2 separate regions of the Mus musculus genome follow, and region 1 is linked to region 2. The links are chromatin loops, found by intact Hi-C in ENCODE. Cell type or tissue: left cerebral cortex. All regions are shown on one strand.

What was found. Peaks named below come from ENCODE experiments on the same cell type or tissue, not always from the same donor. Only the 100,000 strongest peaks of a DNase experiment are listed, where the experiment ranks them.
Region 1: a loop joins it to region 2, with 2.2 times the contacts of the local background. A loop is called at or near these places in 2 of 42 quality-filtered maps.

The regions. Positions count from the first base shown.
Region 1 is chr3:137,923,220-137,931,219 of GRCm38, reverse strand. Lamtor3 (late endosomal/lysosomal adaptor, MAPK and MTOR activator 3) reads right to left here. Exons shown (of 7, transcript NM_019920.2): 4 at 6,050-6,108; 5 at 4,278-4,411; 6 at 3,810-3,873; 7 at 2,458-3,273. The coding sequence ends at 3,200. It overlaps Dapp1 (dual adaptor for phosphotyrosine and 3-phosphoinositides 1), which reads left to right. Exons shown (of 9, transcript NM_011932.3): 9 at 1-213. Among named protein-coding and RNA genes, the nearest start is that of Lamtor3, 8.7 kb to the right of the region's middle. In left cerebral cortex, a CTCF peak has its summit at 3,964; no DNase peak of the experiment used is centred here.
Region 2 is chr3:138,439,138-138,447,137 of GRCm38, reverse strand. It overlaps Adh5 (alcohol dehydrogenase 5 (class III), chi polypeptide), which reads right to left and starts at 4,045. Exons shown (of 9, transcript NM_007410.3): 1 at 3,945-4,045; 2 at 1,747-1,848; 3 at 1-55. The coding sequence starts at 3,956. In left cerebral cortex, a CTCF peak has its summit at 3,963; DNase peaks (open chromatin) are centred at 4,074 and 4,363; H3K4me3 peaks cover 1,975 bases; H3K27ac peaks cover 828 bases.

The sequences.
Region 1 (8,000 bases), 520 kb after region 2:
TTATGGAATAAAGCAACGTCCTGATAAAATGCATTGTGTCAAGTTTGCAAAATAAGGAGTAACACGTGGCTCCTCCTAAAATGTATGGCTTTTATGTTCTTAGAAACAATAATCTTTCTCTCCTACTAAACAGTCTACTTACCTTCTGTAAAAGGAGTTTATTTGTATCCTTTAGTTCTGTTCATTAAATGAAAAGTGCATGTTTTTGTGGTACATGTCCAACTTTTATAACATTTTTATTGCTTTTGAAGTAGAATAAGGTTAAAAAGACTGGTTGGTTACTAGATATTGATATATTAGTGATTTACTCAAAACCTTGCTTGTACTGCTAGGCTTGACTTCACTTCGCTACCTGAACGGAAGAAACTGGAGAACAAGCTGAAATGTCTAGTTAATCGAGTATGGGCAGGACTCACCCATCAGCCAAAAGGTCTTTGGCGCAAGGGAAAATGCACTGAGTGGAGATGGTCTCTGTCTCTGGGCTACTCCACAGTTGCATGTGCCAATATCTCACACCATTCCCCTATATCGAATACGCATACATGCCATCTGACGAGACCTTGATGGGGACAGAATGACTCGGTTCCTGCCCCTGGGACAGGGCCAGCACAAAGGCTCCAAGAGTTCGGATGGCTGCCATAGGCATAAGGCTTGTTTGTATAATAATGTACATTTTTTACATTCCTCCTTTAAGCAATGTCCTTCCTATTAACGTTAACGACCCCATGATAATCAGAGACAGTATGAGTCCAGGAGACGAAGTTGTGGCTAATGTCTCAGCAAAACTAAATGCTGGGACCTTCAGGACAGCCTTTAATGCTGTGGAAAAGGACTCTAAAAACATGAGATTGAAAATATATAATTTCTCAACGATGCAAAAAATAGGGATGCAATATGAATTATATGAGAGGCTTCACAAATCTCAAGGAACAGAGGTAGCTAGCTACACTATGAGCCAGCTTGTCAGATACAAAGGCAGGCAGATTCCTGAGTTCAAGGTCAGCCTAGGACGCAGCAAGTCCAAGCCCAGGTGTGCTAGAAATGGTAATTTCAGGACAGGGTCTCACCCAGCTAGCTTAGTGTCTACTTAACAGACGCAGGCATATCTCTAAATTCTGTTGCAATGTTAAAATTTTAGAAAATGTGTGCTTGCTGTTTTTTTAAGAACTAAGGGGCTCTGGTCACAGGATGCTGACTCATAGGATAATCAAAAGGAAAACCTGATGTAAATGACCGGATTAATATGTAAAATAAAAGACTGGGCTTATGATCTGCAGGAGAAGAGCTGTCCAGGGAATTTAGAATAGCAAGAGTGAACTGCTTGGAGAACTTTCTCAAGCAGAACTGCAGATCTCCAAGGAAAGCAGATCAGAGAGGAAGATGTAGAGGAGAGGAAAAAGCTGGAAAGCTCAGACCCTCGATTTGACTTAGTGTTGTTTTCGTTGCTCCCGGACACCCCTTAACTCAGACCCCTTCTCCAAGCCGAGGCTGGTCCCTTGGCACATACTTATAACCCCTGCTGATCTGCTCGAGAACTCATACAGCTTTCTCCTCAAGAATCTCATTCCGTTTGTTAAAGTATTTTAAAATTTGTACTTACTGTTATTGTGTGTGTGTGGCCAATCCCCAGACCTACTTCGCAGGAGAGAACTGACTCCTGAGTTGTCCTTTGACCCCAACATGTGTACACGTGTGTATGCGCACACAACACTAAGTAGGTGTAATCTTAAGTTTTCTAGCTTTATGTTACGTAGAGTCACCTTCCTGTCTCATGTGCCACATCACTAGTAACAATTTCCTAGACATTGTTATGTGGTAACTCAGACAATGAGAATTCTGTTATCTTAGTGGGTGCATCTCATCGTTCATTAACAGTTTATAGCTCCCTAAAGACAATAACACATTCTCTCGGCTTGATTTCTCCTGCTTTAGGTGGCCCCAGTTTGTGGCTCCGAGGCCTTCTGTGTCTAACTCAGGGCACCACACACTCACTTTCTCTACTCACCACTCATCCCAGATTGTACTGGAAAATGAGGGGAAGGAAAAGCAGCGGGTGCTCGGGCAACCAGCTCGTGCGGAACCTAAGGACAGCACCAGCACTCTGTCCGGAGCAGACATTCCCAGGCAATGGTGTCTACAGCTATGCATCAGGAGGGATGGGGACTGAACCATTCCAGAGACAAAGTGCCGGGACAGCCAGGGCTTGAATGGCTGATCTACTCCTGAGCCTCTCAGTCATATAAGCAGAGATCGCTTCTTTCCTGGAGATTCAGCCAGGCTCACAAGGGAGGGTTTCTTTTCTTTTTTTTCTTCCTTTTTGACAGTTTATACTAGGCACAGTCTCCAATACAATCCCTATATGAACTATTCATGGCTTATTCATGTGACTGAAGGTTAGAATTATGCCCATTAAACTTTTCAAAGTCCAAAAAAGAGGCCTATACAGAGCTCATTCGGTACCTTTAAAAATACTATTTTATTTATACACATGTATAAAAAATGGCCATCCTGTCATTTTATATACATCCTGATAAGGAAACAGAACTCAGTAACATGCATTTCAATTGTACAAAGAACACAATGGTGGAAGCACGGTTACAGCAAAGCGGAGAGACATCATAAGCAGTGATTGTGCTCTCAGTGAACAGCAGCACCCTGAAGAATCAAATCCATTAGTAACTCATCCTCACCGAGAACACAGAGAGAGGGGCGTTAGTGATTGTACTTAATTATTTTTACTAAGCCATTTCATCTTCCTCACAATGCAAAGAAATAAAATATAATCTGAAGAAAAATATGACCTCATTATTATTCTCAGTAAAAGGGTCTGCGGCTTATGGAGTGGAGCAGAGTTCAGCAGGTGTGCCTGCTGGCTCAAGGGCCTCACGGTCCCGGTCTGACCCTCTGCTCTGGACAGATACCACTCACTTTCAGGTGCCTGCACTAACTCCATGGGAGCTGCAATCGAATGACCATTTCTGTGGTGTTCTCAGACCTCACTAAGTAAGAAAAGATTTTATACACATAAATATAACAATTGATCTGTCTATAAATTATAGCAATAGGCTCTTCTTTAGTGTAATGTGGAAAAGCGGCCTTCTGAATACATAGCTACAAGTACTATTGTGGTCGGAAGGTTGCTGGCCTGGTCCAGGGTTGCTGCAGTGAGGCCCAGGTGTGCATCAGAACCACTGCTGGATTAAGACACTTCCACAACTTTTATCAGTTCTTCAAATAACGGAGCTAGCTCCTTTTCTAGGCTGACAATTAGTCCTAAAAAAGAGTTAAAAAATTAGAATGTTAGAAGATTTTTCATATGAACTCTGGGCTGAAATGAACCCTTTCTCCTCATGTGGCTTTTGCCAGAGTAGTTCGCCACAGCGACAGAAAAGAAACTATGAAATTATCTCTAAATTGTCAATGACATTCAACTTGTCTCAGCGTTGTAATTTAATTGGTTGGTGTAGAGAATTATGACACTTATACAGCGCCCTGTATGTATTCTGTTCAGTTTATGTCCTGTAGCCCTTCCTTTTTTCATAGGCTGTTACAATGGGAGTCACAAACAGCACACGCAATGCAACACTGAGCTGACGTTTCTACGCAAACCCCAATGTCTTGCCTCATCTCAAGAGCATCTGGAAGCCACCGTCGAGGTGGACGAGGCCGGGGAGGGAGGCAGGCATGTGAACTGGGAATAGAATTCAAGAGAAAACAGAGATGGGGCTGAGGCTCTGTCCGTCCTAATCTCTCACGCTGCAGAACGCTATAAAGAATTCCAGGCGGCATCTGTGGCCCTGCTAACATACCTGTGTTGGCACTGCTGCTGGCTATGAAACTCACCACCAGAGGCAAACGATTGAACTGAACCACCTAAAAGGAAAGAAGTAGTAATGTTGCAAGTCTACAAATTCAAACAGCTCATCATTCAACTTTCAAGGTAAGCTTTTTGTTTGTTTGTTTTTTAACCTGTCACAACAGAGGAATTGTGTTGAAGAATCGCAGCTATGTAAGCTAACGGCACCATCTACTGGAGTTAACAATGATCTAACACATACTTTATAGCATAACAAGCTCTTTATTTTTAAAGTTTTAAGTACTTTTCCATAATAATTATTCCCTTTCTTAAAAATAAAGATTAGTTCGAGCTAACTATTAAAAATTCTATCCCCCTGACACTAAAATCTAGACTTATACTAAAACTAATTTATACAAAAGATGTAAAAATGGTAGTGAAATCAGAAGTGCATCAGTCGCTGTAAACGGAATATACAGACCTGGTAGGTGTTATAGTAGCAGATGATGCTTTTGTTTTTTGAAAGTCCGAGTTTGCTGCCTTGGTCTGTTGCGAGGGCAAACGTGGATAGGAAGCCAGGTCTCAGGGCGTGCTCTGGGGCACTGTCGTTAGCCACTGCGATCAGTGATTACATAAACGTCATGTAGAGTATGGAGGGAAGAGTTCAACAGCAAGTTTTAAAAAACACAAACCAGTAAAAGCCTAGGCACAACAGGACACTTGCCATGTTGAAAACCCTACTGCTAGCTGGGTCTCGGAAGGTCTGTGACTATAAATCCCTCAGGGACGACACGCTGCCTTACATGTAACAGAATGAATATCCTGGCCATCTCAGACTATAGTCATCACTGTACTATACTACAGTGCTCTGGTGTAGACAGAATCAGATGGAAAATGCCTTTTGCTCTCATACAAACCCACAGCCCAATGGCTGGCTGCCAGCTTCACGCTCCTCTCGCTCGTTAAGGCTAGACTAGTGTAGCAGCTGCATCAGCTAAGTATGGAGGTTCAGTGGTTCACAGACATTCTGGGAAAGAACATGAGGGCTGGAGAATCACCTGAGCCCTCTTTCTAGGGGTGAGAAGAGGAAGGTGGCTGGCCATAGCTGCCCACACGGTGTGGCTGTGTGGTGGGTGGCACACAGTCAATGGACTCTTATCATGTCTTGTCACCAACTCAATGCCCAGCTCTGCCCAGGCAGTGTCCTCTCTGCACTTGACCATGCTAATGGATAAACTGGAAGAAATAACCCACGTGACCTCAAAGCACGTTTTAATCCTAATGTCTAAATTTACCTGATATGGAAAAGAAATTGTAAATAAAATGCATAAGACACTATTTCATCTTTAATCTTTGGTAAGTGAAACCAGCAAAGTCCACTTTGATGATGCCAGGAGATACGAACAGCAGACAAGCTGAGCTCACACTACCTCTGTTACAGCAAATGTGCACCAAAGAAAGTTGAGGACTGCCAAAACCATGTTTGGTGGATTTGGGGTGGAACCGAATATGATCAAAACACATTGTATGCATGCATAGAGGTCTCAAGACTTTACAGAGATGTATTTTTAGAAACTTCTTAGATTCTGATCAACTAAACTAATGACATTAAAGTTTTAAAAAATATGTTTCTAGTAAAGAAGCAAAACCCCACAAGATTAAAACCCACCAGTGGGGCTGGAGAGATGGCTCAGCAGGTAAGAGCACTGACTGCTCTTCTAGAGGTCCTGAGTTCAATTCCCAGCAATCACATGGTGGCTCACAACCATCTGTAATGGGATTGGATGCCCTCTTCTGGTGTGTCGGAAGACAGCAACAGTGCATTCATATTCATATGTATATGAATACATATATGAATGCATATAAATAAATAAATCTTAAAAAACAAAACAAAACAAAAAACCCACCAGTGTGAGCTAGTGCCGTGGCTTAGGGGTTGGCTGCCTGCCTGCCTTGCTCACACTTTCAACAGTAAAGACTTGTTTAATGATTTGTATTATGCCATAAGCATCCTCAGTGGATAACCAGGACTATGGTAAATGCACACAGATGCTAGATGTTACATGGTCCAGATGACATGCAGTTCACTGTAGGCTCTACACCAAGTCCTCAACACACAACGTATATACTTCCTCGAACAACTAAAACAGTCTTTCTAGTTTGTTGAAATAAGCTGTCTATATTTTTAATTATTTAAATATAAAACATTTTTTGTCAAAAGTAAATGTGCCATATGCATGCAGTTAGCTTTACCTTTAATAACCGGCACCCCGTCTCTATCTGACACAACAATTGCATGGAGCCCTTCAACACTACAAGAAAACAAAGTTCAGTATTACAAAGTTACTTTGATTTCTACAAATATGTATCTCAGACTCATGGTGGTACTTCTCACGCATATAGACATTTCTTTTTCCCCTCCTCCAGCACCGCAGACGGAACGCAGGGAGCTGCACACTCTAGCAAGAGCTCTACCACCAAGAAGCAAAGTCCCCTACTGTTTCATGCATGTTCCTGAAAAACATATGCGTGTGTGTGTGTGTGTGTGTGTGTTAGAATATGTTCCCAGGCGTGTTGAGAAAAACTTGTCTAGAAATTCCCTAACGTGTACCACTGAGATGCTGAGGATATTTACCACACGTATGTTAATTATTGAAGAGTAAAGCTTATGTTCTATCATTCCATGGTTTATAGAAGCAGAAAAGGGTTCAGCTCTGACAACGGTAAAAACTAAAGAACCTTTGTCTGTTTCCCTCACTCTTTCTGATTTCTGATACTGGGTTTTCAGATTTTAAGGCACTTAGTATTTCCTGATCATGTGATACTGACTCTACAATCTTAGAATTGAAGTTGAGTAGTAGTTGAGTTATTATCAAGCAAATAATCTTACACTAAGGTAAAATTACTACTATGGGAGGTGCCATTAGAAGATCTGTAGGGAGAACACTTCTCTGGGGAAGTGGCGGCTTGGCTAAATATTAGGGCATCAAGTAACTGAAAAGGAGGGGCTGTTTTTTAGGCACTGAGCAGATCTGATTTCAAAGTGTGTGTGTGAAAGAGAGTATGTGTGTAAGCATGTGTATCTGTGTATGTGTGTGTGAGAGAGAGAGGAGGGGAGGGAGACACAGACACACACAGAGAGACAGATGCAGACAGACAGACACACACAGAGAGACAGACGCAGAGAGACAGACAGACACACACACAGAGACAGAGACCACGACCCAGTTTGCACGTGGAAGTAAGAGGACATCCTCGGGTCTCTCCGACAGGCTGGCCATGAGCTTCCAGGGATTCCCTTGTCCCCACACCTCACTGACTTCATGTGAGTTCCGAGGACCCAAACTCCGGTCCTTACACTTGCACCTTAAGTCTCTACCCACCAATATGTATATGCTCATGAATTTAAAACAAACAAGCCAACCAACCCCATCTGTGTGCCTATTTGTGTATGGACATGCACGATGGTACCTTCCAAGGCCAGCAGAGAGCATCAAATTCCTGGAAACTGGACTCAGAGGTGGCTGTGGATTACCCAGCACGGGTGCTAGGACGTGAACCCATCTGTGTTTTTCACAGAGCAGCAAGTGCCCGTAACTACCGAGCCATCTCTCTATCCTCTTAAAGTCATAGTAAGTGAAAAAGAAACTTCAGTTTTGAAAAATGTACCTTAAGCAACAAACTATGTTATAAACTGTAAGCAAGCTTTGTGTGCGCATATGTGATGCCTGTCACGCGCACACAGTATACTCCTATCTGTGCCTGGTTGCCAGGACATAAAGACTTCTGACAGCAGATGCTTCTCCCAGCGGAGCTCATGACTGCAGCCCAGGCGCAGGGAGCTCTGCAACCTTGAAGTTTATAAGTATATTGTCTACTCAGAAAAAACAAACAAACAAACAAAAAAAAAAAAACAAATTAAAAGACAGGTGCTCAATACATTATAAAAAACGTTAGAAAAATCTGTATAGCACAGGTAAGTTCTAATTTCCACGGTAATTAATTTAAATAGTCGCTAATATACCAAAGGCGGTAAAAAAGTAGAATGTTCTTTTTAATGGATTACAAATCCACAGAGGTACAAGCCTAACAATGCAGAATAGCTACAGCCTTAAAGCACTCCTTTTTAGAAATCAGGTCACAAATATAGAAGTTGTTTCCAAGTCTACACACAACGAAGAGTGGTTTGCATAGATTTTACTAC
Region 2 (8,000 bases):
GGTCAGCTCCGCTCAGGGTATAGGCATCGGTGTGGCAAACAGCAGTGGCAAGGATCTACCAGGCCGGTAAGAGAAGAAGCATCTAAGTGTGCACGCGCAGCTAGAGTACAAGTCGTGTACAGGACACTGTGTCATACTGCACTGCACATCTGTAGACTCGTTTCCTTTACAGATCTACTTCTCCAAAACTAGCATGCTTACAACCCACGGCATCTTTAGACCTGGTGGACTTCCCGTAGTGTTGAGAAGAGCGGCACATTGATATACATGGAGGTGTGGCACAGATCTTTTCCTTTTTGTTGTGTGAGAACAAGTACAGGTAAAGCCGGTGGCTTCCCCAGCACAGTGCCTTCAGTTACAGAGGATTGAAACAGCTGGGGCCATCTCACTGCTGGCTTCCTAAGTTGGGGAATGTGATGCCTACACAGACATTGTTTCTTGGAGATGCCTGGCTGGCTGGCCTCTGTCAAAATTCAGAGCTTTTGGTGGAACCCAGTCCTTTTGCTGACCTACACAATTTCTATTCAGATAAGCCTTTCACTGCACTCTCTGGCTTCTAAAAATCGTTCTTGGGGCTAGAAAGCTGGCTCAGTGATTGAGAGCGCTTACGGCTCTTGTGGATGACCCAGTCTTTGGTTCTCAGCACCCACACCAGGCAGCTCACAACTCCCTGCAACTCCTCTGGCCCCCAATGTCCTCTGGTCTCTGCAGGCTCCTGCATGCATGCGGTATATAATCTCAATCAGGTACTTAAACTTATACATTAAAGAGAAAAGCAAGTAAAGGCAAAACCTTGTTTGTATTTCTGCTTTTCTGCTTCTGCTCTGTGTATCCATTCTTGCTGTAAGCCAGCAGTTTCCTGGGGATGAAGCTGTTGGTGTGCCCACACCACTCATCTTAGTAATCTACGACAAACTGTCTTCTGAACACGAACATAAATACATAAAGTATAGCATTTCAGACTCTTAGATCTTGGCTGAAAAGGACCTTGAAAAGCAGTAGGTTTTGTGCTTCTCAATTGGATACATGCAAACCTTGGGGCACAGGCTAATCTGCACAATGTGCCTGGTGTCCTGATGAAGTAAGAGTCGTGACTCTTGCCCTTCAAGGAAACACTGTCCCAGAATGTTAAGGAACAAACACACGCAATGGTTATAACTTTAAAGCATTAACTTTGTGTCATAAACAAGCAGAGAGCAGAGGGTAAAAACAGTTTTACAAACGTCAAGGCAGCACAGGTCTCTCCGGAACGCTGCCTTCTGCCTCTCCATAAATTCTTAGCCACAGTGGAGGGTGAGGAGCGGGGGACAAATGGATCCACAGAACCCTGGCCTTGTCCATCACGGGCAGGACAATTTAAAGCTCTGTGGGCAGCAGAACTTCATCTGTTTGCCGCTCTAATCAATCAAGAACCTCTTTCCAGTTTTTCTGAAGCAAAACTGAAGACCGTGTCTTTTCTTTGATTCTAATACAACGCCACTCTGTGAGTTATGAGACTAGCGGAAAGGGGAGGGTCACATAAAGCCACCTTAAACCCAAACTATGACCGTTCTATTGTGGCAATCCACTAATCCGTAGGTTTGGCTTCTTAGCCCGCCCATGAGCAAATACAAAAAGATGGAGAGGCCAACTTGAGGAAGGGCAGGTGTGGGGAGGACTGTGATTCTGTGGCAGGAAGACTTCCAATGCTTTCTCCTTGACACCGCCCTTTGGGGTTTCTCCCACAATGCCTTAGCTGGACATTACCTTAATCCGAACTTCATGAGCCTTTGGAGGGGCCACTTCTATCTCCTCTATGGAGAGAGGCTTTCCCGCCTCCCAGGCGACTGCAGCCTTACACCTGATCACCTGAGGTGGGGGAAAAGAAGTAAAGTTTATTCTCCTAGATTAGTAATTACTTCACGGGCAACCAAGATAATGATGCTGCTCATGTTAGTGTGCCAGGCTGTGGAGAGGGTCCAGGGCGTACAGCTCCTGCCCGTGCAGGCCTGAGGCCCAGAGTTCAGCTCCCCAGCATAACACCTGGAGGCAGATCAAGCTGGCTGGATCGAGTAACTGGCCTGGAGAGCTCTGGGTTCAAGTGAAAGACCCTGATTCAATGTATGGTGGAGCAATTGAAGACCTGATGTCAGCCTGAGACCTTGACATACCCACCTGTGAACACGCATAAACATAAACACACACACACACACACACACACACACACACACACACGCTACAAACTCAGACACACGCAAAGCTAAATAAATAAAACTAAATTGAACAGCATATTCACAGAAAAGCTTATAACCTCTAAGTGAGATGGAGAATTGTTTTTAGGTCTCACATAAATCACACAGTGAATAACATAAAATTAAAGGGCCAGATACAGTGAGGCAAACCTTTAGTCCCAGCGCTCAGAGGCAGAGGCAAGTGGCTCTCAGTGAGCTCGAGGCCAGCTAGATCTACACTTCAAGTTCCAGGACCGACAGGGCTACATGGAGAGATTCCATCTCAAACCTTCCACCCTAAACCACCATCAACCAGGACAACAAATATGTGCATATATATTATTTATATTTAAATTGTGTATACATATATATAAAATCAAAGGGCTGAAGAGATGGCTCAGTGGTTAAGAGCACCCACCTACTGCTCTTGCAGAAAACTCCAGGTTCAGTCCTATGCATCTACACTCTCACAGCTACCTGTAATTCTAGTTCCAGAGGATCTGTGCCACCCCCTGGCTTCCACAGGCTCCTGCATGCATATACACACACACAGGCACACACACACACATCTTAAAGGAGGGTGGGAGGTGGGGAAGAGATGGAGGAGGAGGAGGAAAAGGAAGAAGAAGAGGAGGAAAGAAAGAAAAGGAAAGAAGACTATGGAATACATGTCCCAAGCTGGGGTGTAGCTCAATGGTAGAGCATGTGCCTTGAATGCACAAGGCCTTGGATTTGAGTCCTAGCACAACAATGGACAAGCCAAGCAAAATCCCACCCAGAGTCTTTCACTAGGTTTGGCAAGTAATTCAAGGTTAGTATTCAAGCTTAGTATTATGCGACCTAATTATCTTTTCCTTGGGATGGCTTATATAGCATCACTTTAGTGCAATACTTCCCAGTGGAAAGGATCCTAAGAAATATCCAAATGGGGGTAAAAATACTATAACCATCTCTTATAACTGTGCTAACTAATGCATTAGCCATTTGCCACAGGTGGCTATTGAACACTATAGATAAAGGACAAGTGTGAACTGAAATCAGGTATGATGTAAAAATTTGAAAGCTTAGAAGAGTGAAGAATATCTCAATTTAAAAATACTTATAACGTGGAAATAATATTGCGAGTATCAGGTTGGGTAAACATACCATTAGAATTAATTTTATGTGGCTCTGTAAAGTTTACAATTCCATATGAAATTTATATCGCGCATCTAAAGCAATGAGCTACTAGAGCGATTACACTCAGTACAGACCTTCTTAACCACGGAACCAAACCTAGTGAGAAATGCTGGGTTTTGATCAGTTCACTTGACGCTTATGAAATGTGTTGACAGAATAAAGGTTGCAAGCCACTCACTGGGTTTACTGGAGATGGACTTGAAAGTCAAATAACGTGATTTGAAAAAAACAGGTACACCGTGCTGCACGTAGAAAGCCAAGGTCGAAGGAAGGGCCTAACTTTGCTTGGGAGTTTTGAGCACGGCCCGCGCTCCAAATCTGATCCTGCAACCCGGGCGCGACCCGGGCAAGTTCTTCCGTCCCGCGTGACGGGCGCGGGCCTCAGCCCACCGGGCTCCGGCGGAGCAGAGCAGAAAGCAGAGCTGCTCTCCAAGCGCGGCGCCGAAACAAAGCCTCCATGCCCTCGCTGCGGCTGCGCTCGCCTTCCCCGGCGGGCGGCAGCGGGCCACCCGGGCGTTCCCCTCCTCTGCTCCGGCCCACCGCGCGCCTCCATACCTGGTTCGCCATGGCCGCTAGTTCGGGATCGAGCGCTAAGGTTCACGAGTGTAGCGGAACCCGGGTGAGGGCTGGACCGTGCGTGAGGGGAGGGGCTGTGCGCGGGAGGCGGGCCTTCGATGTAGGCGGGGCGTACGTGAGGGCGGGAGGAGGTGGCTGTGCGTAGGGCGGGACTCGGCTGGGAGGCGGGCCTAATACCGGAAGGGCGGGGCCCGCGTTTCGGAGCCTGAGTTTCGGCTACTGCGCTCCGTTGCTGGGGAGGCAGTAGTTTTGGGGCCGTGAAGCGCTTTATTCCAGGCTGGCTCAACTGAGCCCCTGCAAAGCATCTCTGTGGTATTTCCTTGTCTAATTTTCGTGCAGTCTTTGTACGTTAGACGTGAGAGAAATATAGCGTGTGGTAACACGTGTGGGAAAGCACGTGTAGAACAAGCCACGCCTTCCGTGTGTCCCTGTCCGCGGTCCCCCCGCCCCCCTCTTCCCGGGCTTGCACGCGCTAGCTAGCGAGCTACTGATTTGCGGGTTGCATGCGCTAGCGAGCTAATGCAGCCCCTTGTTTTGCGGGTCTGGGTCCAGGACGAGTCAACACTGCGGCCCTCAAGGGCTTTGAAGGAACACTAGAGGGAGAGGTGCCCATCCTAGCAACAGCCCGACCTCGGATTTCAGCAGGTTACGACCAGGTCCTGGGATTTCAGGGACCATCGGACACGGAGAGAAGTTTTCAGGAAGGGAACCGAGGGAGCAGAGTGGGCCCCTTTTAAGAGTGGACCAACTATGTGGAGACAGAGGCTGCTGTATTTGCTGATGTAATCCCAAATGCTGCTTGTGTTGAAATGTACCCACTAAAACACCGCATTTTGTCTTTTTCATGGCTCATTTCCTGATTACACACTTTAAGGGTTGACATTCTCCACGGTACTGTTCAAAGCCCTTCTCTCACTTCACACTAACTCACACCCTGGCTTTTAACGTATATAATTAATAGGATGATCACCATAGTCTGTCTCCAGTCAGGGTAGTGTTCCTAAACTCCAGGCTTGAAGTACCAAGCCAGTGTGTATTAGGGTATCTCAGTGCTTAAAACCCAACTTACTTAAAACTAATCTTGTATTCGTGCCTCCTAATCCTTTTAAATGATTCCAGTGTCTGGTGATTAAAATATTCAAATATACAAGCCATTTCCAGTCAAACCACCACATGTGGATATTATAAGTTATACTCCTGTAAGAAGTTGAACAAGTTGAGGAATTCATAATTCTTACAGAAGTGAAGTCACGCAGGGAGAGCTGCTGCCCCCCGAAACAGAAACAGGAATACAGAGAATCACAATCCATCAGACTAGAAATTCATCATTGCAAGAAGCAGTACTAGGGCCAGAAACTGAAGAGTGATTGACCTATTGCTGTAGGCACTTTGTAGTTTAGTCTGACTTTTGTAAACGACGGAGGATGCAGTCATGTGGAGTGGAGTATTCTCATACTTTGAGAAGTTTATTTTCACGATTTTTCAGGGAAGGAGGGAGAAAAATTTTCCTACTGTTTCCTTTAGAGCAGTGTTTGTCACGTGTGGGTCATGACCCTTCTGGGGGTCGAATGATCCTTTCATAGGGATCACGTATCAGGTATCCTGAACATGAGATATTTTCATTACGATTCATAACAACCAGATGATAGTTATGAAGTAGCAATGAGATAATTATGGTTGGGGTCACCACAATATGAGGAGCTGTATAAAGGGTTGTAGCATTAGGGAGGCTGGGACCACTGCTCTAGAGGTAGTATCAATGTAAACATGTGTGTTCTTAAGGAGGCTTGCCCTCAAAAATGACTTGACCAGGGCTTAACTCAGCATGAGTTTTCCCTGTGCTCATCCAGTCAGGGAGAAGGGAGATGGGCATCTTCAGTCCTCTCTAGTTCTAGAATCCTATTCCTTGTAAGGGGCTGAGAATTCAAAACCAAACCAAACCAAACCAAACCAAACCAAACCAAACCAAACCAAACCAAACAAAACAAAACAAAAACCCAACCAACTAACCAACCAAAAAAAACACCTGAGGCCGGCCGTGGTGGTGCATGCCTTTAATCCCAGCACTCAGGAGGCAGAGCCAGGTGGATTTCTGAGTTCGAGGCCAGCCTGGTCTACAGAGTGAGTTCCAGGACAGCCAGGGCTACACAGAGAAACCCTGTATGGAAAAACCAAAAAAAACAAAACAAAACAAAACAAAAAAACCCAAAAAACAAAAAACAAAAAAAACCCCCTGAGAATAACTAAAGTTTATAAGCTCACCTAAAGACTCAGATAAAATAAAAAATTAAAAACTGTAGAACATTTTCCCCTTTTACTCAGTAAATTATATCTGTCTTTTAATAAAAAAAATTGCAAGGCACAGAGCAAGGCAAACCATAGTTTGAATGAGCATGGCAAGCATCAAAACCAGACCCAGAAGGTGACAGCTGTGCTGGAATGATCAGACCGTGCGTTTTAGTTTTTCCTTTGTTGAAAACAGACTTTTCATACAATACATTCTGATTACATTTTTCCCTTCCCTTGACTTGTCCAAGATCCTTCTCACCTTCCCTCCAGTCTGAATCTACAACCTTTCTGCTTCCTGTTAGAAAACAAGCTGGTATCTGAATAACGATGATGATAATGATATAAAGCAAAAGCTAGAATAGGACAAAACAAATGAGCAAAAAGAAGAAACAGAACCAAAGAAAAAGCGTGAGAAATACATATATGCAGAAGCACAAATGTTTATACACATAGGAATCCCATAAAAAACAAACAGAAGCCATAATATATACACAAAGGATCCATAAGTTAAAAAAAAAAAAAAAAAGACTGGAAAGCCATGAGACAGAGAACCTTCCTCCAAAGGTTCTCTGAGTTAACTTCCTGTTGATTATCTACTGCTGGGCATGATGGCACCTTGGTAGTGATTTGTGTTCCCAGTGAAACTTGGTTGGACTGAACTAATCTTTCATTTGTGAGTAGTTATCAATTGGAGATAGCTTCTGGGTTAGAGGGGGAGCTTGTGGTCCTCTTGCCCTCTCAGGGCTGGGACCCTGTTGGGCTGGACCTGTCTGTGCAGGATTTGTGCTTCCTCCGTCTCTGTCAGTCCCTCTGTGCATCACTCCTGAGCTTAGAAGGCCTCCTTTCTTTCATGTTGCCCATCTCACCTAGCTCTTACAATCTTTCTTCCTCCTCTTCCACGGGCTTCCCTGAGCCCCGAGGGCGGGCTTTGATGGACACCTCATTCAGAGGTGTTCCAGGTCTTACTCTCTGCACATAGCCTAGCTGTGGGTCTGTGTTTGTTTTCATTTACTACAGGGAGAAGCTTCCGTGATGATGGCGGAGCAAGGCACTCATTTTTGAATATAGCACAGTGTTGTTAGTAGTCACTGTGTGACTATGTCTCTTCAGCCAAGAAGTCGTAGTCAGTTTTCCCCTAGGTACCTGGGCTCTCTGGTATCAGGTTCTGGGCCACCTGCAGTGTTATGGAGATCAACCAAAAGCTTAGGTTGGGGCTGGTGAAATGGCTCAGCAGTTAAGAGCACTGACTGCTCTTCCAAAGGTCCTGAGTTCAAATCCCAGCAACCACATGGTGGCTCACAACCATCCATAATGAGATCTGACGTGCTCTTCTGGTGTGTCTGAAGACAGCTACAGTGTGCTTACATATAATAATAAATAAACCTTTAAAAAAAAAAAGCTTAGATTGTTTCATGGTTCCCATGGGCCCCCTTTGCCAACAACTCAACTGTGGTGTAGCTCACTTCTGGTCCTTTATTTGATGGTGAGAGATGTCCAGTTGGGTATCTGTTTCCTGTTATTTGGTGGTTTATCTAGCTCACCTTTGTATATGTATATATTTTAGGAAGCTTCTACTGTAGTGGGTTTCCATACAACCACTCAAATGACCCTTAGTTGTAGATATCCCTCCCTCCATTTCCTCTCTTACCCTGTGTTTCCTCCCACTCCCCATATGATTCTCCATACATTACCCTCCCCCCCCCCCATCCATCCATCCATAACTATTCAATCTTCTCTTCCAGGGGA